Regions from separate parts of the Homo sapiens genome. Here regions 1, 2 and 4 are each linked to region 3. A link is a loop called in an ENCODE intact Hi-C map of the cell type or tissue named here. Cell type or tissue: ascending aorta. All regions are shown on one strand. Links, peaks and the distances in the headings refer to the core of each region. The heading gives the core; the rest is flanking DNA.

Evidence for each region. Peaks named below come from ENCODE experiments on the same cell type or tissue, not always from the same donor. Only the 100,000 strongest peaks of a DNase experiment are listed, where the experiment ranks them.
Region 1: it touches region 3 in a loop (4-fold over the local background); 6 of 110 quality-filtered maps call a loop at or near these places.
Region 2: it touches region 3 in a loop (4-fold over the local background); 4 of 110 quality-filtered maps call a loop at or near these places.
Region 4: a loop joins it to region 3, with 4 times the contacts of the local background. A loop is called at or near these places in 2 of 110 quality-filtered maps.

Annotation. Positions count from the first base shown.
Region 1 is chr20:23,618,695-23,626,582 of GRCh38, reverse strand. No RefSeq gene overlaps it. Among named protein-coding and RNA genes, the nearest start is that of CST3, 15 kb to the left of the region's middle. RefSeq lists a silencer at 3,572-3,782. In ascending aorta, for the core only: no CTCF peak of the experiment used is centred there; a DNase peak (open chromatin) is centred at 3,492; H3K4me3 peaks cover 1,089 bases; H3K27ac peaks cover 2,333 bases.
Region 2 is chr20:25,223,346-25,231,233 of GRCh38, reverse strand. It overlaps ENTPD6 (ectonucleoside triphosphate diphosphohydrolase 6), which reads right to left. Exons shown (of 15, transcript NM_001247.5): 13 at 7,077-7,133; 14 at 5,917-6,029; 15 at 3,159-5,735. The coding sequence ends at 5,637. LOC105372579 (a long non-coding RNA gene) reads left to right here. Exons shown (of 3, transcript XR_001754564.3): 3 at 1,436-1,949. Among named protein-coding and RNA genes, the nearest start is that of PYGB, 21 kb to the left of the region's middle. RefSeq lists silencers at 651-700, 7,150-7,331 and enhancers at 881-960, 7,382-7,888. In ascending aorta, for the core only: no CTCF peak of the experiment used is centred there; DNase peaks (open chromatin) are centred at 3,500, 3,813 and 3,973; H3K27ac peaks cover 5,000 bases.
Region 3 is chr20:25,048,508-25,056,395 of GRCh38, reverse strand. All of the region lies in intron 1 of ACSS1 (acyl-CoA synthetase short chain family member 1), which reads left to right. Among named protein-coding and RNA genes, the nearest start is that of ACSS1, 5.7 kb to the left of the region's middle. In ascending aorta, for the core only: no CTCF peak of the experiment used is centred there; DNase peaks (open chromatin) are centred at 3,035, 3,995, 4,795 and 5,145; H3K4me3 peaks cover 1,843 bases; H3K27ac peaks cover 5,000 bases.
Region 4 is chr20:23,147,940-23,155,827 of GRCh38, reverse strand. LINC03125 (long intergenic non-protein coding RNA 3125) reads right to left here and starts at 7,725. Exons shown (of 6, transcript NR_199692.1): 1 at 7,414-7,725. RefSeq lists enhancers at 4,599-5,582, 7,077-7,888. In ascending aorta, for the core only: no CTCF peak of the experiment used is centred there; DNase peaks (open chromatin) are centred at 2,737, 3,217, 3,707 and 5,377; H3K27ac peaks cover 5,000 bases.

The DNA of each region.
Region 1 (7,888 bases), core at 1,211-6,210, 1.4 Mb after region 3:
TATTTTTTAAAGGTAGAGAATCCCAAAGTGCAGTTCCTGGACCAGCAGCAGCAGCACCACCAGAGATCTTGTAAGAGATGCAAGTTCTTAGGCCACACCCCAGCCTGTTGAATTAGAAACCCTGGGGCGTGGCCCAAGAATGTGTGTTCACAAGCTGTGAGACAAAGTAGTAAACATGAGAAGCAGTGTGTGCTCATGCCTACTTGCAGTGAAATTTTGGAAAGTCCTTGATTCTTTCCTTGTGTTCAAGCCCCACTCCTTTCCTCTTCTTACGCAGTCACTGCATTTTGCCCAAGGGATACCCTAAGGAAGGATATAAATCAGTCACTTCCAGTCTGCTCAAGTCATGTGATGTTGAACAGGTCTTGTTTATTCTCTCACCCTGAGTGGGATAACTGTTTTCCATCAGAATGAGCACTGACCTGAGACACCGGTGACTGACTCCCCTTTGGTAGGTCCCACCTCTGCTCATCCTCTCTTATTTTCCTTGAGTTTATCAAGCACGTCCTCTTGAAGCTGAATCAAACCTGTATCTTCACCTACAGTGTCCGCATCACCTGAGAAACCACCAGTGGAGCTTCGATGATTTCACGTTGGTGAAGTTGGTCAGAAGACCTGGCCCAGTTGCTAAGACTGTGGTCCTCATTCCTGGGGGCACAGAATGAGGCTGGATAAGGAAGGTTAGGGGGCCATACTGGCTCATCCGCTTGTGTGAAGCCCTGTGGGCTCACTTCTCAGTGGGCTCCTTTCACTTGCATCCTTACGTGTCAGCATCTAACTCTTTTGCAAGGTAAGCAGTCCTACACGGTACCAGCCAACCGCCAGAGTCTTAAGTTCCTGATACTCAACGCAGCTGGGAAAGAGAACAAAAGCCCCTTGTTCATGAAGTAGCTTCCCTAATCTCCAGCCAATCAGCTCCAAAGCCCAAGAAGATATTAGCTACAAATTCCTACTTTGAGGGGAGTGGAGGGCTAAGAACTTCTCTGGGGTCCCACCTATGCAAGTAGGCTGAAGGTTTGGCTTATAGTGTCATTTCCCTCATCTTAATAGTAAAAAACACATTCCTAGGTGGAGATTTTATGTGCTGATGATGCACGTGATGCATGTTAGAGCACATAGATGCTGAGTGCATGTGTCAACCGCAAGTCCACCTTTGCATACTTGACCTCACCAGTATTTTATGAATGTGAATGAACAGCTCCCATAAAGGGAATTTCCCTTACGGCACTAGCTGCTGTTTCTTCTGAGCAGCCCCCTCTGCCTCTCAGAATGTAGCTGTTGCTTTGCAACAGACTTCTTTGCCTACTGTTACTTTGGACTTGCTCTCAAATTATTTTGTGTGGCGAAGTCAAGAACCTGAACCAACAACTATAAGAATCACCTGGATGCATTGAATGGATGCTGGTTCACAAGCCCCATCCAGACAACTAAAGTCACACGCCGCAGGTGATTCTAACAGTTGTAGGAAGCAAACCTTCAACTGTTCTTACTGGGAGTCCTCTTTGTGCAGACCTAAGAGGCTCCCCGCAGATGCCAGTAGCTCCCTGGATCCTACCTGCACCCCACCAACCCCCCGAGGTGTCATTCTGGCCTGTCCTCTGAGACCACTCTACTCTCCATCAGTGAGATGCCTTTGGCCCCATTCACTCTTTCTTTGTTTCTTTGTTTCTTTCTTTGTTTCTTTCTTTCTTTCTTTCTTTCTTTCTTTCTTTCTTTCTTTCTTTCTTTCTTTCTTTCTTTCTTTTTCTTTCCTTCTTTCTTTCTCTTTCTTTCTTTCGTTCTTTCATTCTTCCTTTTTTAGGCATAAGAATTTTGTTTTGTTTGTTTTTATTTGTACAAATTTATGGGGCACATGTGAAATTTTGTTGCATTTATATAAATGCATAGTGATTAGGTCAGACTGTTTAGGGAGTCCATCACCAGAATACAATACATTTTTGTTTAACTATAGTCACCCTACTCTGCTATCAAACATCAGATGTGTTTCTTCTATCTAACTGTACATTTGTACCCTGTAACCCACTTCTCTTCATCCTCCCCCTTCAGTGACTCACCCTTCCCAGTCTCTGGTATCTATCTTTCCACTCTCTGCTTCCATGTGATCAGACTTTTTAGCTCCCACATATAAGTGAGAACATGCGGTATTTGTCTTTTTGTGTCTGGCTAATTTCACTTTAGATAGTCCCAGTCAGTGTTTTCTAATTCAGCAATAGCTCACGTGTCTCTCACTTTTTCAGTGGCCCCTGCAAGAGAAATTGAATCAAGGTTCGTCCTCATCTCCCTCTCTGCCAGCCTTCAGAACCACATTGTGCTTTGTATCAAATTGGTCCCAGTCCTTAAGTTCATAGGGAAGTCTGTCTCTTCTTGCTGAATTAGTCAGTGTATTGATATGGTTTGGCTGTGTCCACACTCAAATCTCATCTTGAATTGTAATCTCCATAATCCCCGTGTTGAGGGAGGGACCTGGTGGGAGGTGATTGGACCATGGGTGCAGTTTTCCCCATGCTATCTTTATGATGGTGAGTTCTCATGCAATCTAATGGTTTTGTAAATGTTTGACAGTTTCTTCTTTACATACACTGTCTCCTGCTGCTGTGTGAAGAACATCCTTGCTTCCCCTTCACCTTCTGCCATGGTCATAAGTTTCTTGAGGCTTCCTCAGCCACGTGGAACTGTGAGTCAATTAAAACTCTTTCCTTTATAAATTACCCAGTCTCAGGTATTTCTTTATAGCAGTGTGAGAACAGACTAATACATGTATCAACTTGGTTTCTCCAGAGAAACAGAGCCAACAGGATATATATACGCACACACATCTATATATATATAAAGAGATTGTACCAATAGGATATATATTATGTGCACATAAATATACAATTATACATATATAACATGAAATGTATACATATATATTATGTACATATATTAAGATATATTTATATTTATTAAGAGAATGTGTGTGTGTGTGTGTATATATATATATATATATACACACACATATATATGTAAAAAGATTTATTTTAAGGAATCTGTTTATGTGATTGTGGGGCCTGGCAAGTCCAGGATTTGTCAGGCAGGCAGGATATGTTACAGTCTAAAACAGACTTCATTCTTCTTCTGGAAATCTCAGTTTTTGCCCTTAAGTCCTTCAACTAATTGAATGGAGTCCAGCCACATTATCTAAGGTTATTTTCTTCACTGAAAATCAACCGATTGTACATGTTAACAATATCTACAAAACACCCTCATGACAACACACAGATTGGTGCTTCACCAAACAACTGGCACCATGGCCTAGCCAAGTTGGCACAAAAAATTTAGCCATCACAGCTGGTTTTCCTCTCTCGTTTTTACTTTTTCTCTGTTCCTGTTTTGAAAGTGAAACTGAAGCATGTTTTCCAAAATGCTCTCGTTCCTGCTTAATTTCCCAAGCAAATATGATTCATGGGAACAGAATGTCCAAAGCACGGGCCCTTCCATTCATCTTCCCAGCCTTTAGCTTTTCAGTGATACCACTGGGATGAGAATAAATTCTCTTCATAAGAAAAGCAGGGTATGGGCAATGGAGCTCAAAGCCTCTGTGGCTGCAGTCCTTTGCTCTCATCTCCCTGGCCAGAGATGACTCACTCGGCCACACCCAGCTGCCAAGAGGCTGGGAACTGGTCTCCTGGGGGATGATACTGGGCAAAATCACAGCTCAGTAGTGCTATTGTTAAAGAAAGGAGAGGGAGCAGATGGGCCCAACTTTTATTCACATAAGTAAAAATATGAGAGTGTCTCTGCTTTCTATAGTCTGTAAGTTATACTTCATTGTCCATGAAACGAAACAGAACTGACGTTATGTGAATGCAAAATGCATTTCCACTTTTTATTAAAAAGTCCAAAAAAAAAAAAAAACAGATACTGCTGAGAATGCAGAGAAGTAGGAATGCTTTTACACTGTTGGTGGAAATGTAAATTAGTTCAATGACTGTGGAAGACAGAGTGGTGATTCCTCAAAGATTTAGAACCAGAAATACCGTTTGACTCAGCAATCCCATTACTGGTTATATACCCAAAGGAATATAAATCATTCTATTATAAAGATACATGCACTCATATGTTCATTGTGGCACAATAGCAAAGACATGGAATCAACCCAAATGCCCATCAATGATAGATTGGATAAAGAATGGTACATATACACGATGGAATACTGTGCAGCCATAAAAAGGAATGAGATCATGTCCTTTGCAGAGACATGGGTGAAGCTGGAAGCCATTCTCCTCAGCAAACTAATGCAGGAACAGAAAACCAAACACCACATATTCTCACTTATAAGTGGGAGCTGAATAATGAGAACACATGGACACAGGGAGGGTAACAACACACACTGGGGCCAGTTGGGGGAAGGTGGGATGGGGAGAGCATTAGGGAAAAGAGCTGATGCATGCTGGGCTTAATACCTAGGTAATGGGTTGTCAGGTGCAGCAAACCACCATGACACATGTTTACCTATGTAACAAATCTGCACATACCTGTACCCTGGAACTTAAAAAATAATAATAAAATAATTTTTAAAAAAGAACCTGCCCTTATGATCCAATAACCTCCCACCAGGTCCCTCCTCCAACACTGAGGATCACAACTCAACAGATTTGGGTGGGGACACAGAGCCAAACCATATCAATAATAATATAAAATCAAAAAGGGCACTAGCACTATCAGCAGAATGAAAAGGCAACCCACAGAAAAGGAGAAAATATCTGCAAAATTACATATCTGACAAGTGGTTAGTATCCAAAATATATAAGGAACTCCTACAACTTGACAACAAAAACAGAGCAAACAACATGACCAAAGATGGGCAATAGGCTTGAATCGATATTTCTGCAAAGATACATGCATGCATGGCCAGTACACACATGAAAAGCTACTCGACATCACTCATCATTAGGGAAACACAAATCAAGGCCATAGTGAGATACCCTGTTACACCCACGAAGGTGGCTGTAATTAAGAATGTGTAAAAATTAGTACTCTTCTTCACTGCTGGTGGGAATGTAAAATGGTGCAGCTACTGTGGAAAACTTACAATAGTTCCTCAAAGAATTAAAAATAGAATTACTGGTCGCTGCCAAGATGGCTGAATACGAATAGCTTTGGTCTGCAGCTCCCAGCGAGATTGACGCAAAAGATGGGTGATTTCTGCATTTCCAACTGAGATTCCTGGTTCATCTCATTGGGACTGGTTGGACAGGGGGTGCAGCCCATGGAGAGCAAGCTGAAGCAGGGTAGGGCGTCACCTCACCCGGGAAGCACAAGGGGTCAGGGGATTTCCCTTTCTTATCCAAGGGAAGCCGTGACAGACTGTACCTGGAGGAATGGTACACCCCTGTCCAAATAATGCACTTCTCCTATGGTCTTCGCACCCGGCAGACCAGGAGATTCCCTCCCATGCCTGGCTAGGTGAGTCCCACACCCACAGAGCCTTGCTCACTGCTAGCACAACAGTCTGAGATCGACCTGCGGAGCTGCAGCCTGGCAGGGGGAGGGGCATCTGCCATTGCTGAGGCTTGAGTAGGTAAACAAAGTGGCCAGGAAGCTCGAACTGGGCAGAGGCCACCACAGCTCAGCAAGGCCTACTGCCTCTCTGGACTCCACCTCTGTGGGCAGGGCATAGCTGAACCAAAGGCAGCAGAAAACTTCTGCAGACTTAAACGTCCCTGTCTGACAGTTCTGAAGAGAGCAGTGGTTCTTCCAGCACAGTGTTCAAGCTCTGAGAATGGACAGATTGCCCCCTCAAGTGGGTCCCTAATCCCCGTGTAGCCTGACTGGGAGACACCTCCCAGTAGGGGCCGACAGACACCTCATACAGGTAGGTGCCCTTCTGGGATGAAGCTTCCAGAGGAAAGATCAGACAGCAATATTTGCTGTTCTGCAGCCTCTGCTGGTGATACCTAGGCAAACACGGTCTGGAGTGGACCTCCAGCAAACTCCAACAGACCTGCAGCTGAGGGGCCTGACTGTTAGAAGGAAAACTAACAAATAGAAAGGAATAGCATCAACATCAATGAAAAGGACATCCACACCAAAACCCCATCTGTAGGTCACCAACATCAAAGACCAAAGGTAGATAAAACCACAAAGATGGGGAGAAACCAGAGCAGAAAAGCTGAAAATTCCAAAAACCAGAGCGTCTCTTCTCCTCCAAGGGATTGCAGCTCCTCGCCAGCAACAGAACAAAAATGGACGGAGTTTAACAAGTTGACAGAAGTAGGCTTCAGAAGGTCGGTAATAACAAACATATCTGAGCTAAAGGAGCATGTTTCAACCCATTGCAAGGAAGCTAAAAACTTTGAAAAAAGGTTAGACAAATGGCTAACTAGAATAAACAGTGCAGAGAAGACCTTAAATGACCTGATGGAGCTGAAAACCACAGCACGAGAATTTCATGACACATGCAAAAGCTTCAATAGCTGATTCGATTAAGTGGAAGAAAGGATATCAGTGATTGAAAGTCAAATTAATAAAATAAAATGAGAAGACAAGATTAGAGAAAAAAGAGTGAAAAGAAATGAACAAAACCTCCAAGAAATATGGGACTATGTGAAAAGACCAAATCTACATTTGATTGGTGTACCTGAAAGTGATGGGGAGAATGGAACCAACTTAGAAAACACTCTTCAGCATATTATACAGGAGAGCTTCCCCAACCTAGAAAGGCAGACCAACATTCAAACTCAGGAAATACAGAGAACACCACAAAGATACTCCTCGAGAAGAGCAACCCAATTGTCAGATTCACCAAGGTTGAAATGAAGGAAAAAATGTTAAGGGCAGCCAGAGAGAAAGGTTGGGTTACCCACAAAGGGAAGCCCATCAGACTAACAGTGGACCTCTCAGCAGAAACCCTACAAGCCAGAAGAAAGTGGGAGCCAATATTCAACATTCTTAAATAAAAGAATTTTCAACCCAGAATTTCATATCCAGCCAAACTAAGCTTCATAAGTGAAGGACAAATAAAATCCTTTATAGACAAGCAAATGCTGAGAGATTTTGTCACCACCAGGCCTGCCTTACAAGAGCTCCTGAAGGAAGCACAAAACATGGAAAGGAACAACTGGTACCAGACACTGCAAAAACATGCCAAATTGTAAAGACCATCAAGGCTAGGAAGAAACTGCATCAATTAACATGCAAAATAACCAGCTAACATCATAATGGATCAAATTCACACATAACAATATTAATCTTAAATGTAAATGGGCTAAATGCCCCAATAAAAAGACACAGACTGGCAAATTGGATCAAGAGTCAAGACCCACTAATGTGCTGTATTCAGGAGACCCATCTCACATGCAGAGACACACATAGGCTCAAAATAAAGGCGTGAAGGAAGATCTACCAAGCAAAGGGAAAGCAAAAAAAAAAAAAGCAGGAGTTGCAATCCTAGTCTCTGATAAAACAGACTTTGAACCCACAAAGATCAAAAGAGACAAAGAAGGCCATTACATAATGGTAAAAGGATCAATTCAACAAAAAGAGTTAACTATCCTAAATATATATGCACCCAATACAGGAGCACCCAGATTCATAAAGCAAGTCCTTAGAGACCTACAAAGAGACTTAGACTCCCACACAATAATAATGGGAGACTTTAACACCCCACTGTCAATATAAGACAGATCAATGAGACAGAATGTTAACAAGGATATCCAGGACTTGAACTCAGCTCTGCACCAAGCAGACCTAATAGACATCTACAGAACTCTCCACCCCAAATCAACAGAATATACATTCTTCTCAGCACCACATCACACTTATTCAAAAATTGACCATATAGTTGGGAGTAAAGCACTCCTCAGCAAATGTAAAAGAACGGAAATCACAACAAACTGTCTCTCAC
Region 2 (7,888 bases), core at 1,078-6,077, 170 kb before region 3:
CTTGCTTTGCCCCCTAGGTTGGAGTGCAGCAGCACAATCTTGGCTTACTGCAACCTCCGCCTCCCAGGTTCAAGTGATTCTTGTGCCTCAGCCTCTCAAGTAGCTGGGATTACAGGCATGGGCCATCATGCCTGGCTAATTTTTATATTTTTAATGGAGACATGGTTTCACTATGTTGGCCAGGTTGGTCTTGAACTCCTGACCTTGTGATCTGCCTGCCTTGGCCTCCTAAAGTGCTGGGATTACAAGCATGAGCCACTGCATCCAGACTCTCCTTGTTGCCTTATTTATTTGAGACGCAGTCTCGCTCTGTCGCCCAGGCTGGAGTGCAGTGGCTTGATCTCGGCTCACTGCAACCTCCGCCTCCTGGGTTCAAGCCATTCTCCTGCCTCAGCCTCCCAGGTAGCTGGGACTACAGGCGCCTGCCACCATGCCTGGCTAATATTTGTATTTTTAGTAGAGATGGGGTTTCACCATATTGGCCAGGCTGGTCTCGAACTCCTGACCTTGTGATCTGCCAACCTCAGCCTTCCAAAGTGCTGGGATTATAGTTGTGAGCCACCGCACCTGGCCTGCCTGTTGCTTTAAGGTAAGTCCTTGCAGGCCTCTGAGCTTGGGCATTTTAATTTACAAAACCATGCGATCCCTGGCTGTCCTCCCTGGTAGGTCTGCAGGAACTACAGCTCTGTGCCAGCTGAGCACTCGACCCTCTCGGAAGCCGTATTTAGAGCCATCCTACCACCCTGTGCTGTGCCATAAAACTTGGCTGTGGGCTCTTCTGACCTCTAGAGAGGCTTCTTGAAACAGGAGGCCTTATAGGGGGATGTCTGCTTCTGAACTATGTAAATCATGTGGCAGGTACTAAGATTCACAAGGCTGCACTTAAGCTCTTAAACGGAAACCTTTATCCACTGAATCAATAACAGGAAAATAATCAGAGGCTGTCAAAATGATAAAGCAGCAGTGAGGCCTAGAGGGAATTATTATTTCTCTCAACTGTGTAACTATTTTTGTAAGCATTACAAGCACACTGTTATGGAGATGGCTGATTCTTCAGTGGAGAGACCTGCCTTTGATAATGAGCACACGGCCTGATGTGATCAGTAAACATTCCTCTGGAAACACTTGCCACTTTGGGAGGTAAGGCAGCCCACTGTTTGGGTGTAGGAAGCCTGCAGAACCGCATCTGAGTGGGTCCAGGTAAGTCCCCAAGCTCCTGCAGGCCTGCTTCTCTCTCGGCGGCAGGGCGGAGATGCACGGTACCTACTTTGAGGCTGAGGATTCAATCTCTGACCACACAACGCACAGTCCAGTCCGCATCATGCCTGACACACAGCAAGCACTCCATAAACACGACTACCGTTATTCATTTACAATTAAGGAAGAAAGAGGTAAGTATGCTTACCTGACCATGATTTTCAAAATCATTTTCAAGCCGAATCCAAGAATCTGATGAGTGTGAAGACACTGGAAGAACCTGATCACGCAGGCTCCTTTCTCAAGCACCCCGATGCCCGCAGGTGAAGGGGCACATGCCAAGGACAAGCCCGCCTCAGCCCTGGACATCGTTCATCGCGCGAGTGAGCAATGCTTGAGTGAGAAACCTGACAGCGGTGTCCCCATAACTTCCACCGCCTCTGGAGCCACCCGGCAAAAGCCAGCGTCTGACAATCCTTCAGTAATAGTGAAGACACCTGTTATATTGCTGTCCAGCCAAAAGCTCCTTGTTGCAGGATGAACAGCCCCAGTTGTTTCAAACATGCCCCACATCTCATGGCCTCCACACAGGTCGTATTAAACACCTCTAACAGAGACTGCACGCCAAGTGTGGCTCCTCAAAGACCTTGCCTGGGGACTCTGCCACTGATGGCTGCGACCTGCACACTCCTGAGAGCTCCTTCCTGGAACTGCCTCATTTCTCTCATCATCCTTGATTTTTTGAGATGGAGTCTCAGTCTTGCTCTGTCACCCAGGCTGGAGTGCAGTGGTGCGATCTCTGCTCACTGCAACCTTCACCTCCCGGGTTCAAGTGATTCTCCTGCCTCAGCCTCTGGAGTAGCTGGGACTACAGGCATGCACCACCAGGCCCAGCTAATTTTTTGTATTTTTAGTAGAGACGAGGTTTCACCATGTTGGTAGGGCTGGTCTCGAACTCCTGACCTCGTGATCCACCCGCCTCAGCCTCCCAAAGTGCTGGGATTACAGGCATGAGCCACCACACCCGGCCATCATCCTTGATTTTATCCAAAAATGGTATTACCCTAGTCTGAATATCACATTTACCTTTTTTTTTTTTAATGAGATGGAGTCTCACTGTTGCCCAGGCTGGAGTGCAGTGGCGCGATCTCGGCTCACTGCAACCTCTGCCTCCTGGGTTCAAGCAACTCTCGTACCTCAGCCTCCCTAGTAGCTGGGATTATAGAAGCCTACCACTATGCCCGGCTTTTTTTTTCTTTCTTTTTTTGGTATGTTTATTAGAGACGGGGTTTCGCCATGTTGGCCAGGGTGGTCTCGTACTCCTGACCTCAAGTGATCCACTTGCCTCGGTCTCCAAAGTGTTGGGATTACAGGCGTGAGCCACCATGCCTGGCCACATTTGCCTTCTGATGACTCTGAAATGGTTCTAAAAATAAAATTCACCCTGCAACAATGATTTGTTGTGCCTGAACGTATTTAAAAATGTTAAGGTAGGGCATGGTGGCTCATACCTGTAATCCTAGCACTTTGGGAGGCCCAGATGGGCAGATCACCTGGTCAGGAGTTCAAAACCAGCCTGGCCAAGATGGCAAAACCCCATCTCTACTAAAGATACAAAAATCAGCCGGGCACAGTAGCGGGTGCCTGTAATCCCAGCTACTCAGGAGGATGATGCAGGACAACTGCTTGAACCTGGGAGGTGGAGGCTGCAGTGAGCCCAGATTGCACCACTGCACTCCAGCCTGGGTGACAAAGGGAGATTCTATCTCAAAAATAAATAAATAAAGTAATTAATTAATTAAAAAACAAGGCCAGGCACGTTTAGTTTCTTAACAAAAGTTAAGAAACTAAAATATAAAAATACCTTTTGGTTAACTTTTAAAACTATCTCTGTGGAGAAGCCTTCCTAATTATGACATGAAACCTAGAAGTCACAAAAAGATAAATTTTTGGACACGTTCTATCATAATGGGATAATTTCCTTAATAAATAAAGATCTACAATTAACAAAAAAATGATGACAATCTTATAGAAAATCGGCAAGGGATATGAACAGATGTTTCACGGAAATACAACTTAGATATACCCGATGAATTAGATCCATGCATATTAAAACTACCAGTTATCATTTTTTTAAATCTGCCAGAATGGCAAAGATTAAACTGGCTGTAGCTGTTAGGACATGGGGGAGGCCAGCACCGATGCTTGTCCAGTAGGATTGAAGGCAACGTGGCAACGTCTGCTTATGCCCTGAAACTCACTGCCCTGGGATCCTGCCATCCAAACACGGGGACTGCAGGACTGAGGCAGCTCAGTGGGCAGCAATGGGTGCTAAGTGATGTGGGGTACGCGGGCTGGGGTGGCATGTGGGGCGTGTGAGACCTGTCTGAGCTTGTCAATGCACACATCCTGAGGGAACAGAATTTTCAAGCAACCCTAGTTTGCTTCTTTTACGATGTGCACGTGTAGCTATTTTTGACAAATGAGAGCCTACTTCATTATCACAAAAGACACTCAGAGAGAAATGACTTGCATACTTTGCCGGGCCCAGAAATATTCCATGACTTATTTGGTGCACTTTTGGAAAACTTCCAGTTGTTTGCCTTTTTCAGGCATGAGGTCACCGACCTTCTTTAAATGGACCAAATTGATTTTGGCTTTACCTTCATGCGTCTGATTCTCAGCCTCCGGAGTTCTTTAAATATTTAAGCTGGTGGATATTATGGAAGTAAAGGCGCTGGTGGGGACCCAGCCCAGGCGGGAGGGAGGAAACTGTTCCTCTTTTTGTCTTTTGTCCTTTCCTGCTCTGTGCAGGCCTCCACCACGTGGCTCCATCAGCATTCGCTGCAGCCCTGGGAGGCCCTAGGGCCAGATCCTGTCCTCCTGTGACAGTTGGTTGGGGGGGGCTTCAGGCACAAGCACTCGGGATGTGGGCTGGTCTGCAGTTTCCCTGGCATGCGACACCTTTGGGACGCTTCCAGACCAAAACCAGATCCTTGCTGAACAGAATGACATGGGGACTTGCAGCTCACTCGAGGTTATGTGCCCAGGCCTCACCTGGCCGTGCTGTGGGCTGCTGGCCTGGCACAGGAGGAGCTGTGCTCAACAGACGCTGGGAGGGCCGGGGCCACCAGCCAGACCCTTCACCAGCCCCAGCCCCCAGGGGCCCTCCACTGCTGTGTCCTCGAGAGGGATGTCGACAGGACTGGAAATACGCCACCCCCTTTGGCAGCTTTTCTAAGGTTTAGTAAACAGGGATCTCAGGTGCCAGGTGGGCAAATGCTACTGTCGCTCAACGAGAGGAATCCCAGAGAAGGAGAAGCCCCTGTCAACCTTTTATTGGGAGTGGAACACATGAGGTTCAGCTCGTGCCGGGCACTGTACATTCACTGAAGCAGCTCAAGGGGCTCAGCCCCGACACTGACGCCACACTGAGCAGGATGCACGGCCCGGGGCTCACACTGTCCATGGAGGAGGTGGGGTCAGCCCGAGGTGGGCGGATGGTGGCCCGAGACACCGAGAGCTTGGTTCTGGGACTGTGGCTCAGCTGACCCGTGGCACAGCTGCACCTAAGACATGGCCCTGGCTAGGCGGGAACAGCTCACAGTAGCGATACATTCACAGGACACAGTTGGTGTCCAGAAAAGGGGGCTCAGAACACAGTTTCTACACAAGCACTTGGCACCCACACGACAGAGACGTCACTCAAGCAGCACAGCCACAAATAGTTTACAGCAGCTCATGCCCGGCATCCGCCCATGCTGGGAGACTCCCTGAAAGGTGGGCACCTGCCGTCTATGAGGAGGTGTCTCCCTCCATCATTAACCCCAAACCACACAATGTGTGAGGAGAGCAGGCCTCTGGGTGAACTCACACATTCATACCCAAGGAAGAGGCAAACACACTCAAGTCCAGAGTTCCCAGTGGTGCCGCCCAGACCTACTGTCCCGGGGGTGTTATGGCTGTCCCTCGGCTTCCCCAGAGCAGCCAGGACAGCCTGCACCGCCTCCCAGACTCTTGCAGGAAGGGGAGCTCTGCCCTGGGGAGGAAACTGACAGGCTGGGAGACAAGACTCCCATCGCAGGGACATGCACAGCAGCAGCCACAGCCCCGCGGACGGGGCATGGGGATGGGACAGGCAGGGAGCCACACTGCCCCCTCAGTGTGTGCCTGTGGTTCTGTCCTGGTCCTGCCCACTTGGAGCCCAGGCAGACAGGTGGCATTGAGCAGGGCCCAGGTCCAGACAGCCCTCTGGCCAGATGTGACTGGAAGAGGCTGATGCCAGGGCAGCACCAGGCCTTCTGCAAGTCCCAGAGCCAGTGTGCAGAAAGTGCCAGCACGGCCTGTGCTGTGGCTCCTCAGGATGAAGTCACGTCCAGGACAGGAGGGTTTATGCAGACACACAGACACTGCTGACGGGGACAGGGATGGCTCGGCCACTATGAGGCTGGACTCTTCTGTCTGTTCAGGGAGTCGATGTAATGAAAAATGGCCCCCAGAGCCCAGCTGGTCTCAACATTGTCAATTTTCCGAGTGAGCTTGAAAAGACAGAGAGGGAGAGGGGACCATCACACAGACAGGAAAGCCTTGTGCATCAGGAGGCTGTGGCTCCTTGGAAGCCAGGGATGGGCTGGGGGACATGACCCCAGCAACTGGAGAAGTGGTTCTAGGCCCCTCACTCCATAAAGGGGCTGGGGCGTGACCTGAGGGCACCCTTACCTTCAGCACTTTGCTCCTGGGAAAGCCGAACTCCTGGAGTAGCAGGCTGACGTAGGTGAGGTCCATGCATGAGAAGGGGCTGCTCTGCGGCTGTGTCTCCAGGGTCCGACACACTGGGGATGAGACACGTCCCTTCACGCTCCAGGTGACTCCCACCTGGGGGCGGAGGGGCAAGTGCAGACCCCAATTCCACCCACTACAGGCACCCGCTGGCTCCGCACTCCGGATTCACAGACAAGGCCGCAGCTGAGCGCAGAAGGCACCCAGTGCACAGCACAGGCAGGTGGGCGGCAACCCCGGCTGCCACTGGGTCTGGGCTCCAAGGGGATTTGCACGCCTGGTGTTAGGGTCATGGGCCAATGTCTCCCAAGCCACATTTCTACATCTAAGACCCTGGACACCTCTCCCAGGTGTCAAGCTGCATAAAACCTAAGCTTTCTGGGGAAAGAAAACACCAAAGCCAGCTCAGAACAATCCACTCCTGCTCTTGAGGAAGGACAAATCCACCAAGAGCTGTCCTGGGATTCTGCTCAAAGCCTTTTCCTGCTGTAGTTGTGGATACCCAGTGTCCATGGGCACAAATGGGAAAATGACACAAAAGCTTTAAAAAAGCCACTTTTGGGGGAGGGGAAGGGTAGTACTTTTTCTGGAAAGATGTACAAATTTGAGCTCTTTGGACCCACACATTGGGAAGGGCAACCAAGAGCAGGACATGTTCACCAAGGCTTGGCTGCTGGGCCAGGCGTGAAGGAGACAGTGGAGAGGCATAGTGTGTGGCACAGGGTCTGCTGGGCTGGTCACCTGCGACCCCGGGGACAGCCCTCCACCCCACATCCCAGGCTCCATTCTGTAGGGCCTTGGCTTCTTAAGGGTTGTGTGACAATCATGAACTTACTGGGACATCCCAGGGGAAATCACTCTTGGGGTTACCCTAGTAGCAGTAAAATGGCATCTGAGGAAGTGGAATCGAGGGACCCAGTTCCTCACGACCCCATGAGGGTGGGACAAGGACGGTGGTCCTTTCTCAGCTGGGGCCGAGGCCCCTGCCTGTGGCCATTGTTTAGGAGGGGCTACACCCAGGAGAGTCAGGGCCAGCGCCTGCGTCACGAGCATCACGGGGCGCCTGCCCCTGCTGAGATGGCCCCTGCAGCATCACTCACCGTACTTGGCTGCGATCTCGAAGTCCCCCACCACCAGGCTGCCTCCCTTCTCCGCATCTGTGGGAGACACAACACCCAGTCTGCAGGAGCACTGTGAGGTTGGCGATGCCACTGAGACGTGAGGCTGGCACGGGGAACGCCAGCCCAAGAGCCCCAAGGCACTGACTGGCTTCTGAGGCAGGCCCTCCAGCTGTAGGCGGCACTCACGTGCTCTGAGGACGGCTTCTGGGTGATGTGGTGTGGGGTGGGTTTGGGGGCTGAGAGGGTCACCCCACAACCCAACCCTGCAGTGTCCCCCGAGAAAGCTCACCAGGAACCCAGGACCCCAAATTGAGTAAAATTTTAAGTTAAGAAAAATAAAAGTAGAGAAATTGAAATGTTTCCTGAAGCCATAGAACTGAGCTCAGCAACAGTATTCTGGTATCAGTTTCCTAAATGTAAAAAAAAAAAAAAAAAAGTTCTTGAAAAATACACTGAGGGGTGGTTTATTGGTGGCCTTCCACCTTGACCACCCACCTTCCACCCAGGCCCAGTCAGTGGTAGCTTTGTCAGCACAGAGACCCGCCGGAGGCTGCAGGGCCCAGAGAGCCGGCACCGTGTCAGCTTATTTAAAACAGTAGTGTTCTTATCCGTACCACAGGCCATACATTCTGATGATCTCACCATGATAGTGACTCTGCAACCCCCTCCAGAGTTCCCACACAGCCTGACCACCACTAGCCTCAGCAAACTCTGAATACCTTTTTCCGCCCTAATCTGGCTTCCTGGGCTGTGCAGGGTGAGTCAGAGAGACTCCACATTCAGTGAGCTGA
Region 3 (7,888 bases), core at 1,135-6,134:
GTTTTCTTTAACATTGAGTCAGCAGCAAGTGCCCTTGAACTAGTGGGAAAAAAACCAAACCCTTTGGTTTGCAGAGTTGGGGCAATGTGCCCTTGAAGGAGACTAGAGCAGCTTGCCCAAGGACAGAGGTGGAAAGTGACCTGCTCTGGACTTGTGAGGCCAAGGTCATGGGGAACATTCACAGTTGGCCTGTGCACACTTGCAGCCCCACTCAGATAAGACAGTGGGGCGGACCTCCTGGGGCCAACAGCAAGGACCTTCTGAACCTCGCTCGGTCAGGATCAGGGTGTGGTCAGCAAGCATTCTTCTGTCTCCTTTTCCTTCACTTATTTCTTCTGATAATATGGCCTTTATGGCTACGTTAGCCAGAAATTGAGCTTCAGAAAACTAACTTGAAAAACAGCTTTTCAGCAGCTTTCTCCCCTGGGATGTGCGTGCCCTCCTGTTCATGGGTCAGCAATATCTCTTTCCTTTGCCGGTGTCTGCAAACCATAGAGAAGACAGTATGAAAAAGGGCCAGGCCAGGCCATGACTCTTCTGGGAGCATCTAGAAAGTCGTGGGATGGATGAGAACACTTTGGTCTGATCTGTCAGCTGTGTGTGATAAAGTCAGATGGCTTGTTCCAAAGGAATATCACTCTTGAAGAAAGCTTCACCTCACCCCCTCAAGAATACCAGTGGTTCTCAACGCATGGTCTTCAGACCTGCAGCATCAGCATTACCTGAGAACTTTTGAGAAATACAAATTCTGGAGCCCATCCTGGACATCTGGAATCAGAAACCCTGGGATGGGACCTGACACCTGTGTTTATAACGAGCCCTTCAGATGCTCCAGAGGACACTCGGGCTTGAGAACCACTGGCCTGTACGCCTCAAACCAGGGCAGATGAAGGCACTTCTAAAACAGAATTGGGATTAGTGTCCTGGCCTTGGCCCTATTAAACAAACAGCAAGCAAATGATGGGCTGTGGATGGCGCAACACAGTTTCGTGGCTCCAGGTGTCTTTAGAATCATGACTCGGGTTGATTTCTTGCTTTCCCTGTACTGTACTTTGCATGTTTCCTCATCTGTAAAACAAGGGCCGTATGTAACTGAATTCTGTCCTAGTTACTATTGATGTACATCAAACCACCCCTAAGTTTAGTGACACAAGATAACAACAATTTTATATTCCTCGCAGAGTCTGTGAGTCAGGACTTTGGACAGGGCCCGATGGGGATGACTCATGTCAAAGGGCAAAATTAGGACAAATTTAGTTTAAAGACCTTACTTCACTTTATTCGTGATTATAGAATTGGGAAACACCCCATTCCATAAAACAGAAGGAATGTTTGATGAGCTGAACAGAGGAGGATGGTTTTATAGACAGAAGGGGCTGAAGGATGCAGACATGGAGAACAAAAAGTGGACTGGTTATTTCAAAGCTACTTTTGTTGTAAAGGTGAAAGTGGAAGGAGCTCCCTTATCATGCCAGCTTGTTTGGAGATTTAGCTATCTTTCACTCTCCTTGTTTCTTAGAAGGTCGGATAAACAACTTAGTTTCCATTTGGTGACACCGCACTTTAGCAAGAGTGACTCCATTTTTGTGTGATCTATTGGGCCTCATGCAGCTCAGTCCAGACCAGTGGCCTCCTATACATTTTATTTAACACTTGCTCCTGCTCCTCAGTGTCTGAGGTTGGAGTCATCTGCCTGTTTCTCACTCCCAAGTCTGGAGCCTTGTTTGGGACAACTTGCAGGCTGGCTTCAGCCAGAACTGTGGCCCAAAGCACCTCCTGGGGCTTGTCACAGCATGGTGGCTGGGCCCAGGCAATTTCCTGCAACCAGAGGTCCAAGAGACCAGCACAGATGTTATCAGGCATCTTCCGACCTGGGGAAGGGGACCTGAGTGTTTGCACCTGTTTTGTTATCCATGGGAGTATCTATCAGCACACCCATCCCAGGGCTGTTAGAATGAAATGAGGAAATGCTTGTAAGGCACTCAGCACTTTCTTAACACATTATACATCCCCAGTCACTGACTATTTGTTATTTATTAATGAAGCATGTGGGGAGGCTGTGACCTTGTGCTTGGCCTTCGGCAGTGCTGCTGAGAGAGCTGAGCTTCATCTGAACTGGACCACATGGGCTTGCATCTGATCAGCCTGGGATAGGTGGGGAATAGGCTTCGGAGAGCATGCAGGTGGCTGAGGTTGCTTTCAAAGCTCCACAGTATCCTGCCCATCCCACAACTCCAATAGCCAGTTGAGGTTATGGTGTCTGAGACTCACTGGGCAGGGTAGACAGAGTGTCTGTGCCCTTCTGTGACTTGCTTCTATTGTGTAAAACTGCCTTGCAGAAGGTTCTTTGGAGAGCCAGGTTCTAAAAGGGATTCTTTCCCACCTGTGAAATTTGGCTCTGTCCTTTGTAGGGCTCTGCAGCTCTTTTTGCCCTGTGGCATATCAACTCAAGATGTCAGGAAGTTGTAAATGCAGAACCAGAGGGTAATGACATGTGTTGCTTTCAAAACACACAGCTAAGCTCTATTTTTAAAACCCCCAATTTTAAGTGATGTTTTTCAGTGTGTGTACTCTTAAGCAAGAGTGTAAAAATCCTCTTTGTAACCAAGCATTGAGCACTGGGAAATTTCTTGGATGCTTTTTGGAGATTAATTGCAGGAACAGAGGCCCTTTTGCTGTAGTTCCTCTGTGTTTGCTGTAGTTTCCTCTCTGTGGCATGCCTCTAATCGTTCAGAAGGCAGGACACTGACAGCGGCAAGACGCTGTGCGCCTGTGCTTCATTTTCCTCCTAGTGATTCCAGTGATTAAAGTAACTTTTCTAAGGTTTTTCAGGGAACTCTACATGAAAAAGGAACCCCTAATCTTAGGAGGAGGATCCTCCCGAGGAATCCAAGTCCTCCCCAGCTGTCAGGGGCACGACTTACTTTAAATAACAGATGCTTTGGGAAAATTGTCCAAAACAATTTTTGTGACTGACGTAATATCTCAAAGCCTGCCAGGGAAGATTGCTATTAAAAGAAAGTCCATTGTGGGCCAGGCGCCGTGGCTCATGCCTGGAATCCCAGTACTTTGGGAGGCTGAGGTGGGCAGATCGCTTGAGCCCAGGAGTTTGAGACCAGCCTGGCAACGTAGTGAGAACCCCATCTCAAAAAAAAAAAAAAAAAATTAGCCGAGCGTGGTGGTGCATACCTGTAGTCCCAGTTACTTGGAAGGCTGAGGTGGGAGGATCCCTTGAGCCCAGGAGGTGGAGGTTGCAGTGAGCTGAGATCACGCCAGCGCACTCTAGCCTGGGCAATGGAGTGAGACCCTGTCTCAAAAAAAAAAAAAAAAAAAAAGCTCATTGTGAATAGTAACTCCGTATTCAAATTGAATTTCTGTATGCTGGGTTCCACTTTCAGTTAGGGTGTGTGAGTGTGAGGGATGTATTTAAATAAGCAACAAGAGTACTTGAAAATTCGTACGTGTGTGTCAGGATTGTAATGGAAATCCCAATACTCTTATAATGCCTTTTTAAAACAAAATACCAAACCCCTGCCCCAGCCACGGGCATTGGCCGACTGCGTCCAGCTGTGTTAGGCCCTGGGTGGGGCCCTGGGCATCTGTGAGCGAGATGGAGCGCCCTGGCTGGCCGGCCCTCAGCTCCGCATGGCTTGTCGCATCCTCATGGCACCAACATGAAGTGGTTGGTGGTCCCATTGCACAGATTTGGAAATAAAGGCTCCAATTCATGTACAGCAATGAATAATCCAGAAAATGCTCAATACCACAGAGCCCACATTCTAATGAGGAGATGAACCATAAGTCAGTAAATGAGTAAGTCCACACTGAGGTGGGAGGGGAATTGTGATGTAATTCCCAACGCCAGTCTACATGATAAAGGAATCTTAGGGACACAGTCCCTGCCCTTGGGGAATGGCATTGTGCCCTGTAATGGGGACCACCAGGGAGCATGGGGCAGTGTGAAATGGTGTGGGCCTCTGAGAGGCGAAGGACAGGTCATCCATCATGTGCTGGGAAACTTGGGAAAGGCCGGAAATAGGAGGTGGAGTTTCAGCTACACTTTAAATTGCCATGGGTCCTTGCCCAACTCTTCTTGGAAATGCTGAGAAATGGAATTTTCTTGTCTCACTGCCCATTTCTTTGGGCAGATTTTTTTTTAAACTTTCTTTTCCTCCTCCCTCTCTTCCCCACTTCCTTCCTCCTTTCCATCCTTCCTCACCTTCTTACCTCCTTCCTCCCCCTCCTTTCTACCTTTTCATCCTGAAATTGAAGCACTAGCAGGAACCATAACTATGTGCGAAGAGCCATGTGCACATGGGTGTTAGGGCCACTGTCCCCCAAACCCCACATGGAGCTTTCTTCAGGTGCCTGTGTGGTCTGAGCACCAGCCATGGTGGCCAGAACAAAGATGGGGGAGGGTTGTTCTGTTTGCCTTCTTGGGGGACACCTTGACTCCATCTGACCCACAGCCAGAAACAACCCAATGGCACCTAGTCCTTCCAGTCCCACCCAGACCAAGGATCATTATACCCACTCCAAGGATTAGGAAATGGGCTTGGATTAAATGATATGTGCATTGTCTGTGGTTAGTGAGTGGCTGGACAGGGGCTGGACTTTAGACCCTGAGTTTTTAGTGGTGACTCCAGGCTGCCAACCAGTGGCTCATGAGGCTGGCAAGTATGTGTAATCACCCCTGTCCCAAAGGAAAAAGAAAACCATTGGAAATCTTGCATCTGCATAGAAAGGGGATGTGCATGTAGGTCCATGTGCACACATCGTCAGAGTCGGGTCCCAGGACCAGCAGCGGCTGCATCACTAGGATCTTGTTAGAAATGCAGATGCCCAGAACGGGGACGGGGCACACTGGCTGCAGCTAACACGTCCTCTGGGGACTTCTGATGCCACTCAAGGTTGAGAAGCACTGATTTGGGCCAAAAAAGAGAATGTCTTCTACTTAAGGGATGAAGCCACAAAGACAAGAAGAGGTCTGCTCCCTCCCTTGGGCATGAGGGGACCACCTGGTGCCAGTTACACCTCAATATGACCCTTTGGCTCGAGGACGCAAGTGGTCTGTTCCTCAGCTCTGTGCTCTGGACCAGGCTACCTGAACCCAGACCTGAGCAGGACACTCAGCCCTCGCCCTAGGGAGCGCAGCAGGCAGTGAGCATCTGGAAGAGTTGGGGGATGCGCAGGGTCTGGGACAGTGAGGTGCTCGGGAGAGTGAGCGCCTTGGGCTGAGAGCTGCAGTGTGGGTGTGAGGAGGGCACAGTGCCCCAGGCAGGGAGAAGCCACAGCAAAGGCCTGAGGGCAGGGGAGCTCACCAGATGTGGCCCGGTCAGCAGGGAGAGGCAGGTCATTGGGGCCTTGGTGGCCACTTTTTGAGCACCTCTGCATGTGGCGAGGCACCTGGGGGACACTGTGTTTGGGGCTCTGTTCTGATCTGCTGGACCCAGGCCACCTGTCAGCCCTGGAAAGACAGGGACACAGGGCTTATCTCACGGGCCACCCAGCCGCACCTGGGTGCTGTCCATCCTGGGGCTGGCCTGCCCCTCTCCACCTTCCTCACCTCTGCCTTCCTGCTTGGTATAAAATGGTGCAGGATGTCCTGCTGGGCTGGGAGGCTGTGAGGGCCTGTTTGAAGTTGGGCAGTCACTGTTTCTGAGAAGAGTGTCCTGGTGCCCTGGCTGCTGTGGGAGCAGGTGAGGCGATGAGATGAATGCCAAGGCGAAGTGTCCAGCGTGGTTCGAGCCCTTCCTGCTTCATCTTGGCTGGGGCCTTGGGCAGGTCACCAGGCCATGCAGAGGGCGTTTGCTCATCTACACCTGGGCAGGCCACTCTTCCGGGGGGCTCCAGGGTCAAATTTGGAGTGGAGCAAGTATGTCAGGCAGAGCTTTTCAGATATGAGAGTGGGTTCACATCTCCTGGGGCTTCTTATGAGGCTGGTTGGGACTCAGCAGGTCTGGGTGGGGCTGAAGATTTGCATTTGTGACCAGCTCCCGGGGGGGATGGTGGGTGCAGACAGTGTCGATCCTCAGCTAGACATTCCCAGGCTTGTCATAGCATCATAGAGTCACTGGAGGTGACAGGCAGGCAGCGGGGTGTAGGACTCTCTGTGTAGGGATGGTCTCCTGCTGATTGTTCAGAAGCCAGAAGTCCATGGCTTTCATGTGAAAGCTCTCGATTTTTAAATATTGGACTGGACTCACACACGCATGCCTGCACACCCTGGTCAGGGTGGTTAGCACAACTGTATGCTGGACTCAGCCTAGGGACCACGTTGGCTAATATCTGCTGTACCCGTGTATTAATTTTCTCCCTGGCAGTTGTGTTGTTTTTCCATCTCCTTCAGGGTTTACATGTTCCTGTCGCCTGCCTGAATTGGCCTCACTATTCTTCTCAACTGTTCTGTCTTCCGTCTGTAAGACCAAGCCTGATTCATCCCTCCTCCCCAATTCCCCCACTACCGGCAAAGCTCGCTTCCCTCCCACTTGTTGCATAGAGCAGTTCTTCACCGCCTGGTGAAGAACTGGACTGTTACCGGGGGACTTTGGAGGGTGGGGCGGTGGGACAGACTGTGGAGCCAATCTGCCTGCGTTGAATCCAGCTCTGCCTCTGTGTGACCTTGGCCAGGCAGCTTAACTTCTCGGGGCCTCTGTTCTCCCATCCATAATGGGAGATGCTGGTGGTGCGGGCGCTGTCTCCGTGGAGGCTCTTGCAGTAATTATTGTTTCAGCCCCAGGCTGCTCTTGACTTCCCAGGGTTTGCCTTCCCAGGGTAAATTCAGCTCCAGTGCCCTGTTTGGACAAGTGTCATGAGCCTGCCGCCACCGGCCTTGTGTGTTTGGTCACTTTTGCATGTTTCTTACGTTTGCATCTGTCTCCTGCACCCATGGCAGGGGCTTCGAATCTGCCCTGGCATTTCCCTCAGTGTTCAGTGTGGGGCCTTGATCAGGATTGGCACCCAGGACTGGTTGGGTTAAACCATCTCAGGGTTGTATGCTCCTTCTTTTTGCTCCTAAGAGACTCCCCAACACCCAGCAAAACATTGTGGGGTTAATGCTACACTTGGCATGACCACAGTGAACAGAGGTTAGCACCCCCAGCTCCCCAACACACACAGAGATGTTGTGTAAATTCAGGTCTGCCACTGATCCCCTTCTTAGTTTGTCTTCTTGTTTTTATTTTCTTCTATTTTTTGGGCATGTCTTCTCTTTTATTTTTCTGTTAATAGTAGTTCAAAGAACTTTCCTGTGTCTCTTACTAGTATTAGTAATTTTTTCCTGGAATCTGTCTACATTTGTTACATTTTTTGAGGTGTAATTTACAAACAGGCTACAGGGGTGACCCTGAGAGACCAGGTGGGTGGGTGCTGCTGCCCCCAAAACCATTCATGGGGCTCATGTCCCTGCATACCTGGGGACCCTCCGATAAGCCAGTGAGTGAGGAGAGCTGGCTTGAGGGTTGCCAGAAGGGGCTCAGCTTTGGAATCTAATGAGTAGTGACCAGCCTGCCAGCGGAGGGGCCCCGTGCTGCTAATCCTCAGTCTCACGGTGTGCCACAGAGCTGTTTCTGCCGGAGGGTCATGTGTGGGAGCTTGGGTAATGGAGAGGGAGGGAGCAGAGCCTTCTGCAAAACCAGGACATTTCCCCATCACGAGCCACTTCTTGGAACAAGGCTGGTTTACTGGGTGCTCGTGGAACACGTGGGGGAGTTGGGTCCTCGTCCCTTCTTGCACCTTTAACCTTGGGGGCAGGTCAGCACTGGGCACATGGGAACTGCAGGAGCCAAGCCCTGAAACAGGAACAACCTGTTTGCACTGAGTGTTCTTTCCAACAGCTTAGGCTGCAGTGCCCAGCCCTGGCTGCACATCAGAACCAACCATGGGGGCT
Region 4 (7,888 bases), core at 1,034-6,033, 1.9 Mb after region 3:
TCTTTCTTTCCTTCTTTCTTTCTTTTTCCTTTCCTTCTCTCCTTCTTTTCTCTTTCTTTGTTTTTCCTTTTTCTCTCCTTTCTTTCTTTCTTTCTTTCTTTCTCTTTCATTTCTTTCTCTCCTTCCTTTCTTTCTTTTTTCTTTCTTTCTTTTCTTTCTTCCTTCCTTCCTCTTTCCTTCTTTCTTTCTCTCTCTCCTTCCTTCCTTCCTTCCTCTCTTTCTCTCTTTCTCTTTCTCTCTCTTTTCCTTCCCTTCCTCCCCTCCCCTTCCCTTCCCTTGCTTTCCTTCCTCTTTTGTGCTGCAGGGCAAAATTTACTTCTGCAGAAGGGTGCTGCCTGCATCAATCATGACTGCAAAAGCACACAGAACAACGGAGAGTAGCGGTTTTTATTCCTAACGCAGATTCTACCTCTGTGTCTTTCCCCCATTGACTGGGGTTGGACCACACAATCTAAACTAGTCCTGATTGGCTAAACATTCAAACTTTCTTAGATAAGGTAGGCACGTGATAGAAGAGCCAGGAAGAGGAGGAAAGGGTCATCTGAGGGGGGACTAGAAAGCTAACCTATTCCCACATAAGGGAAGGAATGTGGACTGGGGCTTCTCATGTCTAGGCATGTTTAGACAGGTTACTGCACAGCAAAAGCCGGGGCAGGGGGAGGTGGCGGGTTACTCCGAATTTAGAGAATAAAGAACAGGGGAACTGGACAAACTGAAGAAGAACCTAGCTTTATCTAACACCTTCTTTTTCTCTTTTTTTCTTTCTTTCTTTTTCTTTCCTTCCTTCCTTCCTTCCATCCTCCTTCCCTCCCTCCCTTTCTCCCTCCCTCCCTCCCTTCTTTCTTTCTTTCTCTCTCTCTGTCTCTCTTTCTTTTGCTTTCTTTCTTTTTCTTTCTTTCTTTCTTTCTTTCTTTCTTTCTTTCTTTCTTTCTTTCTTTCTTTCTTCCTTTTCTCTCCTTTCTTTCTTTCTTTCTTTCTTTCTTTCTTTCTTTCTTTCTTTCTTTCTTTCTTTCTTTCTTTTCTCTCTTTCTCTCTTTCAGAAACAGGCTGGAGTGCAGTGGCGCAATCATAGCTCACTGTAACCTGGAACTCCTGGGCTCAAGCAACCCTTCTGCCTCGCCTTCTAAAGTGCAAGGTTACAAACATGAGCCACTGTGGCTGGCTGTGAACTTCTTTCACAGAAACACATTCCCAACTATTGTTGTGAAGTGGGCAGGGAGTGTGGAAAGAAAGGGCTGCCTGCTCTCCTCCCTGCTGGGTGTGAAAATCGTAGAGGACCAGGTATCTGATTGGAAACTCTGATCTGGATGCCACCAATGGACTTGTTTTTAAACTTCATTGTCTTTCAGCATCTGGGAGTTTGGCCTTCCAAACCTTGTTAGAGCTGAGTCCAGAGGGAATGGGACTGGCACAATGGACAGATTTCTGTTTTTCATTTCAATTCAGCAAGCTTGTCCTGATACAACAGTCACTCCTCCTTGGGTCTCTTAATTCCCATCCTTACCTGCAGCAGTTCAGATGAGGAGTACACTTTCAAGTCCAAGGGTTTAAATGAGATGACCTCTGTTAGAGACTAAATTCTGTCTCCCCTAAAATTCCTGTGTTGAAGCCTTGACTCCTGGTACCTCAGAATGGGACTGTATTGTAGATAGGGCCTTTAGAGTGGTGACTAAGGTAAAATGAGGTCATTGGGCTGGGTCTTAATCCAATCTCAGTGGTATCTTTAACAATAAGAGGAGATTAGGATCCAGACACACAGGAAGGGCCCTGTGAGGACACAGAGAGAAGATGGACGTTGGCAAGCTGAGGAGGGAGGCCTCAGAAGAAACCCACCCTGCTGGCACCTGGATCTCAGACTTCTGGCCTCCAGAATTGTGAGGAAATCAAGGCCTGTAGTTGAAGCCACACAGTCTACCCAGCAGCCCTAGCAGTCGCACACAACCTCTAACATGAGGAGTGGATGTGGGTGCGTGGCCTGCACTGGGGTTCTGGCCTCTCAGGGCATGGGCTGAGCATGGGAGAGCTGTCCACTGATGGTGAAACTGTTTCTCAGTTAGAGGGCCTTTTTCTCCTCTGGGAAGGGGAGAATGTCAGCCTGCTGTTTCTGAAGACCTCTCCCCTGATCTTGCGGTGCCAGGCTCTGTCTGACTTGCTTTGAGGAGATTTGCTCACCTGTCCTCTGTCAGACCTGGGTGGAAGAAGGAAAGTTCAGAGCTGATGTCAGCACCGATTCACCTAAAGCACTGAGGGGCTTCGCAGATTTCTGTCTGATACCTACTGGGAGTGGACAGAATACAGGCTTGGGGTGGGGGCTCTGCTTGTTTCTCCTAATACGGTGATAGAATAAGGAAGGCATTCTGCTAATGTCTAAGCTGTTCCTAAAAGACCATTTTAACCGCCTTAACACTGAAAATGCTTTGCACCATTCACGTTGAAGGCTAATGGTGAACAGGGTAGCAACAGGTAATATTTTTTTTCACTTTAAAGGAAGAAAGAAACACAATTTCTAGGAGGTAGTTATGTTCATCATTGCATTTTTTTAAGATTATCCATGAAAATTTTAATAGCATTCTAATTCTAACATAGCCTTCAAGATGAACACAATTGACATTTTTCATCTATGGGGAAATGAAAATTATAACACAACCTAGAAAACCAGTGCCGCCGATGGCCCATGATTCTTCTTCTGTCACTTTGAGGTTGGGATGCCACCTTTGGAGATGCCTTGAGAGAGACTGTGGCAGTGCGGTGGATCTGGGGAAGTCTCCTCCCACCCCTCAGATCCAATAAGCTCCCAGGCACATCCTCTTCCCAATCCAACTTCCAAAGAGAAATCCTAGACACTGCCCAAGGCTCTGAGTTTAGTTCTAAGTACATGTCCATTTTACTTTTTTTCCCAAAATAATAATTTACCATTCACTGAAGATTGCTTATATATGAACCAAATGCTTACATTTTATTCTTAATTGAAAACAGAAATTGGCCCAACCATTACTTAAGTGGGATATGATTAATGCTTATCAGCTAAGCATTAATATCCCCCAAAGCTCGATGCTGAAGCTGTTAGTCAGCTCACAGCTCACAAGGTCCTGTGCTTGGAGAAGGTGGCTGGAGCTGGCTCAGTCGGCTCTTCCTCCATCGTGCGGCCCTGTCCCCGGGGAGGCATAGGCGTCAGGGTGAGCCCATGATGCAGAGCCGGTGCTTCTGAGCAACAGTTGCTATTTTTAGCTGGTCTTAGCTAAGTGACCTCGCAGCAGGTCAGGCTGGAGAGTGGACCCTGAGCCCTTCAGATAGGAGAATGACATCAGTGAGTGACACAGTGCAGCTGCAGGCGAGAAATACAGGGTGTTCCTAATGCCAGTGCTTCCTGTATGAGGAGGCACTTGCTTCCTGTAGGAGGAGGCACCAACAGATGCTGTTTGGTGGCACTTGGCACATAAAGAGATACTTCCCAAAGATAAAACCCTGGCCAGGAGCTTTAAGACTATAATAAAACTGTAAGATTGTTAAGTAGTCAAGATGAAAAATGATCTTTTCCTAGTATTTTTATGGTCCCTCAGAACGAGTGGGCCCCTGATAACACCGCTGCCTCCTGCTGCCCGGGCTGGGTCTTCATTGCCTCCTTGATGGAAACTCGGGTGTTGCTGTGGAATTGAGATGCTGTAAACACAGGATCCAGTGATGGCTTTCGGTGTGCATGCTGCCCTGTTGCCTTCCACTGTGTGAGTCAGGGCAGGTCTGTGACCCACATGCTGTGGTGGAAGGGACCTGGGCCTGTGGCTGTAGAAGGCCTGGCCACCTCCTACAGATAGAGCTCCTATTTGTGCTCTGGGAGTGCTGAGCTGCCATGTAATTAAAAAGTCCACATGGAGAGGCCACGAAGAGAGGCAGAGACCCTGAGATGACGCTGAGGGTCCTGGCTGAGTGCAGCCTCCTGGCCGTTCCCCAAAGCACTGGGCCTCTGAATGAGCCATGCTTGGTGTCTCACCCCATTTAAGCCCCCCTGTGACGACGCCACACAGTCACATCAAGCACAGCAGAAGGACCACACACTCAACCCATGGTAGGGAAGAAGAATAAACTGCTGTTTTAAGCCACTAAGTTTTGAGGTGGCTTACTTCACAGCAAGAAAAAATGGAGACTATTACAGATGAAACAAAGTCAAGCCTAGGGCCAAGTCGAGCATCATGGCCAGCACAATCACAGTCAGCCTAACTATCCTGCCTGTTCATGCTGGCTTAGGACATGTGACAGTTCCAACCCCCAGCAAGGGGCGGGTAAGTTCCTGGGTCAAACAAAAGGTGAGGTCAGGTCAGCAGGGGTCTAGGCAGGTAGCTCTCATGAGGGTAACGGATTTCCTCCACCCACCAGGATTCCGGCAGGCACAAAGGCCCAGGGCATGATCCCGCTGGGTAAGGAGTTTCAGGGGAGACCTCCAGAGGCCCAGCCTCCCTGGTCTTGGGAGGCCCCCACAGCAAGGGAGGGCCCTCTCTCATGCCCAGTGCCTAAGAAGCAAGGGTCAATTCCTAAGAGTTCTCAGTGGCCACTGCAGAGAGCAAGGCAGAGGCAGGGTGCCTGGAGTGTGTGTGAGATTCCTCCATGGTCAGCACCATCCTTTTTCTCTAACTGAGCAGCCTTCAAGAGTTGAGCCACAGGAAGCTTCAGGGCTGCCTCTGTCCTCCCTGGCCCCAGCAGGGAGTAGGGAAGACTCTGGCCTGACGGGGAGGAAAGGGCAGCAGCTTCTCTGCACCCCGTGAAGGATGTCTCTTTCACTGTGCAGAAAAGAGAGTGGTTTCACTGTGCTCTACTCACAGGAACGGGCCCCTCTTCCTCCTGGGGCAGCCTATGGGAAGAGGGGCAGGCACCTGCCACCCACTGGCTGTCATGGCACCAGAAGGTCACACTCCAGTGGCAGGAGAACGATGGGCACTGCCCCATCCCTCTCTTAGCTTCAAGGCCTGCCCTGGGTGTGAGGGGCAGTACACTGCTGATGGTGCTGGCCCAGTAGCATTGTGCATCCCATGCAGCCCAGCCCTGGCATACAAGCCTGGCACACAGGCACCAGACCTAGCTGCTTCTCCAGTCACCTGCTTGCCTGCTGTGGGGCCTCAGGGCACACTCTGCCCTCACCCATTTTAGGAGCTGCCTCTTCCTCAAAGCCTTCTGAGTCCTCCCCTTCCCTTATGGGTGAGCCCCTCCCTGCCCCTGAGATCTCTGGGGGCACCTGTGCGACTTCTTCCCGAGGTGCCCTATACAACCCCTTGCCTAGTAGATTCAGCTGTGTTTTCTCAGACACCACAAAAGGCTTGTGCATTCTCTCGGGAGCCAGCCCTGGCGGCCTGGCAGGAGGAGCTTGGAGCTCTGTGTGCTGAGGAATCTGGAGCTCGCCCAGGCTCAGGTGCAGGGTTCCATGACAGGCTAACCATGCCTGCTGGGGAGCAGGGGGCACAGCGGAGGGTCAGGCTTTGGGAATCCATGTCCCAGGCCATCGTCACAGCTACACAGCTTTCTTCTTTCCACTTCTCCCTCAGATTTTCTAGCCTTTAAATAGGGTTCCTACAGATGAAGAGAAATGTCCCAGATAGAAACCCCACTGCGGAAAGTGATCCCCTCCCTCTGGGAAATAGAATCTCTGAAGAGGATCTTAGGCAGGATGGCACGCTGTGAGTTCAATCAGCTTTCTCAAGTGTGGATCTCAGGTGAAAACCAGGCCAATTCTCACCACACATCAGGGTCTAGGCTCCGTTTCCTGGCAGTGAGTCAGAGGGGTGACCCGAGGCTAAAGGCAGGATGGCACCTGGTCTAAAAATGGCCATGGTTAATCCTCAGGGTAGCAGCAATGGCATTTTTTGAAGAGTCAGGCCAGGGTAAATAAACTCTTGAGATGTAAATGTTTAGTCTTCTTTATTTCTGCCCATCTTGAGCAGAGCCGGGCCCTAAGCTCTGAGCAGGTTTAAATTCGCACAAGTGATAGGTCCCCCCTGGAGATCCTGCATCCCAGGTGCACTCAGCCCTGGCCTACAGTTCTCCTACAAAAGGCTTGTTCCTAGAGGACATTCACACATCAGAGGGAGAGTTAAGCAACATCATTTATTTGACTCTTCACTCACTTAGCAAACTTCGACTGAGAGAAGAAATTGAGTTTGTTTGGGAGCTGGTCCCAGGGAGCAGGAGGAAGAGGAAGAGTCAGACAGGGAGGAGGCAACACAGGGTGTGTTTCTGGGCCTTTGAAAGCACGCAGATTGCCTCTCAGAATTGTCCCTCTGAAGGACGAGGCCATATGCACTAGCTCCTACCTTGGGGACACTGGTGCCCTCCCCCAAATACCCTTCAGGTGGTGCCTGCACTCAGGCTGAGGAGGAGGATGTCACGGTGTAGGTGCAGGGAAGGGTGCTATCAGGAAGCACAGCTGTGTCCACCACAGCTGGGGGCCACGGGCCTGCACCTCCACACAGGTGTTGGCTGCTGCAGCCTGGGATGGTCCTCTCTCTCCAGCCCCAGGTCCCTGTGGCTGGGCCATAGGAGTCGCTCAGAAGACTTCATCCCAAACTCACAACTACCATCCTCATCTGAACCTTTGGAAGTCATGAAAATGTGGAAGCACTGGCTGGAAGTTAGCAAGCAGGTTATTATCGAGGCAATGGCTTATGCCGTCTTCCTGGGACCTCCATGTGGAGGAAGCCGGGGCTGCAGCAAGACCTCTGTCTTCGCCCTCGCTGTGGGTCTTGGATCTCACCAGAGCAGGAATCCTTTCAGACCATGGTTTCCTGGCTTATTTGTTTTGTAAAAAATCTGCTAAAGAGGGACTAAGAAGATGTGAAAGCCACATCCACGTATTTTAAAAGTTGCACATATTTTAAAAGTTGCACATAGAACAGGGAGGAGCTTGTCCTGTGTATCCCAGAGGATAAAGCTAGGGACAAGGGTGCTCTGTGTGTGTATGTGTGTGTGTGTGTGTGTGTGTGTGTGTTGTTTTGTTTGTGGTTCTCTGTGTCATCCCCATAGGATTTGAGAATGAGGGGAAGTAAAGGAAAACAAAGGAACACTTTAGATTGTCCTCTTGAAAACTCATGGATTTCCAAGCACTGTGCTAGAAGCTGCCACATCAGCATCTTCTGGGAACTTGTTAGAAAGGGAAATTCTTGGGCCCACCTCAAACCCACTGATTCTCATACATGCTCAGGTATGAGAATCACTCTTCTAAATATAGGAAAAGATCTTTCTAACAGATATCATTGACCAAAGTTGCAGTGCCTTTCCTCATGAGGTGGTGAGTGCTACTCTTCTGGAAGCATTCAAGAGAAGGAGTAACCATTAGTCACGCATGTTGCAAAGGAAGTGAACACAACAGGTACAGAGTTCAACTGAAGTCACTTCCTTGGTTGCTCAGTATTTTAGCAAACATTTACTGACCAGCAGTACTGGGCACTGTTCACAGTGACAGGCGACAGGAATAGAAATCCACAGAAGCTCCCCGTTCTTGCCTGCTCCGAAGACTGAAGTCCAGCAGTCTCTCATGCTGTGGGCCCAGACACTGCTCTCTGTCTTGACTGCCAAACCCTGGCTGGCCAAGTGACGATTCACCATCCTTACAACATACTCCAGTCACTGAAGATTCCCCACGGAACCACCACCTTCCTGCTCAGGCCTCTTCATCTATCCAACAGGAGGAGGGGAAAGAGACCATTGACCCAGGACTGCCCTGGCGTGCATGAAGCCCTGAGTGAGGGCTGTGGCAACTTCCCGGCCTGCACACACTGCTGCTGCTTTCTTGGTGCCTATGAGTCATGCCTTGTCACCCGTGTGACATTAATCACTCAGTGGGACTCAGAAATCCAGCAGATGAATTCTGAAACTGAGTTGGGGAGGAGGCCAAATGTCTCATCGT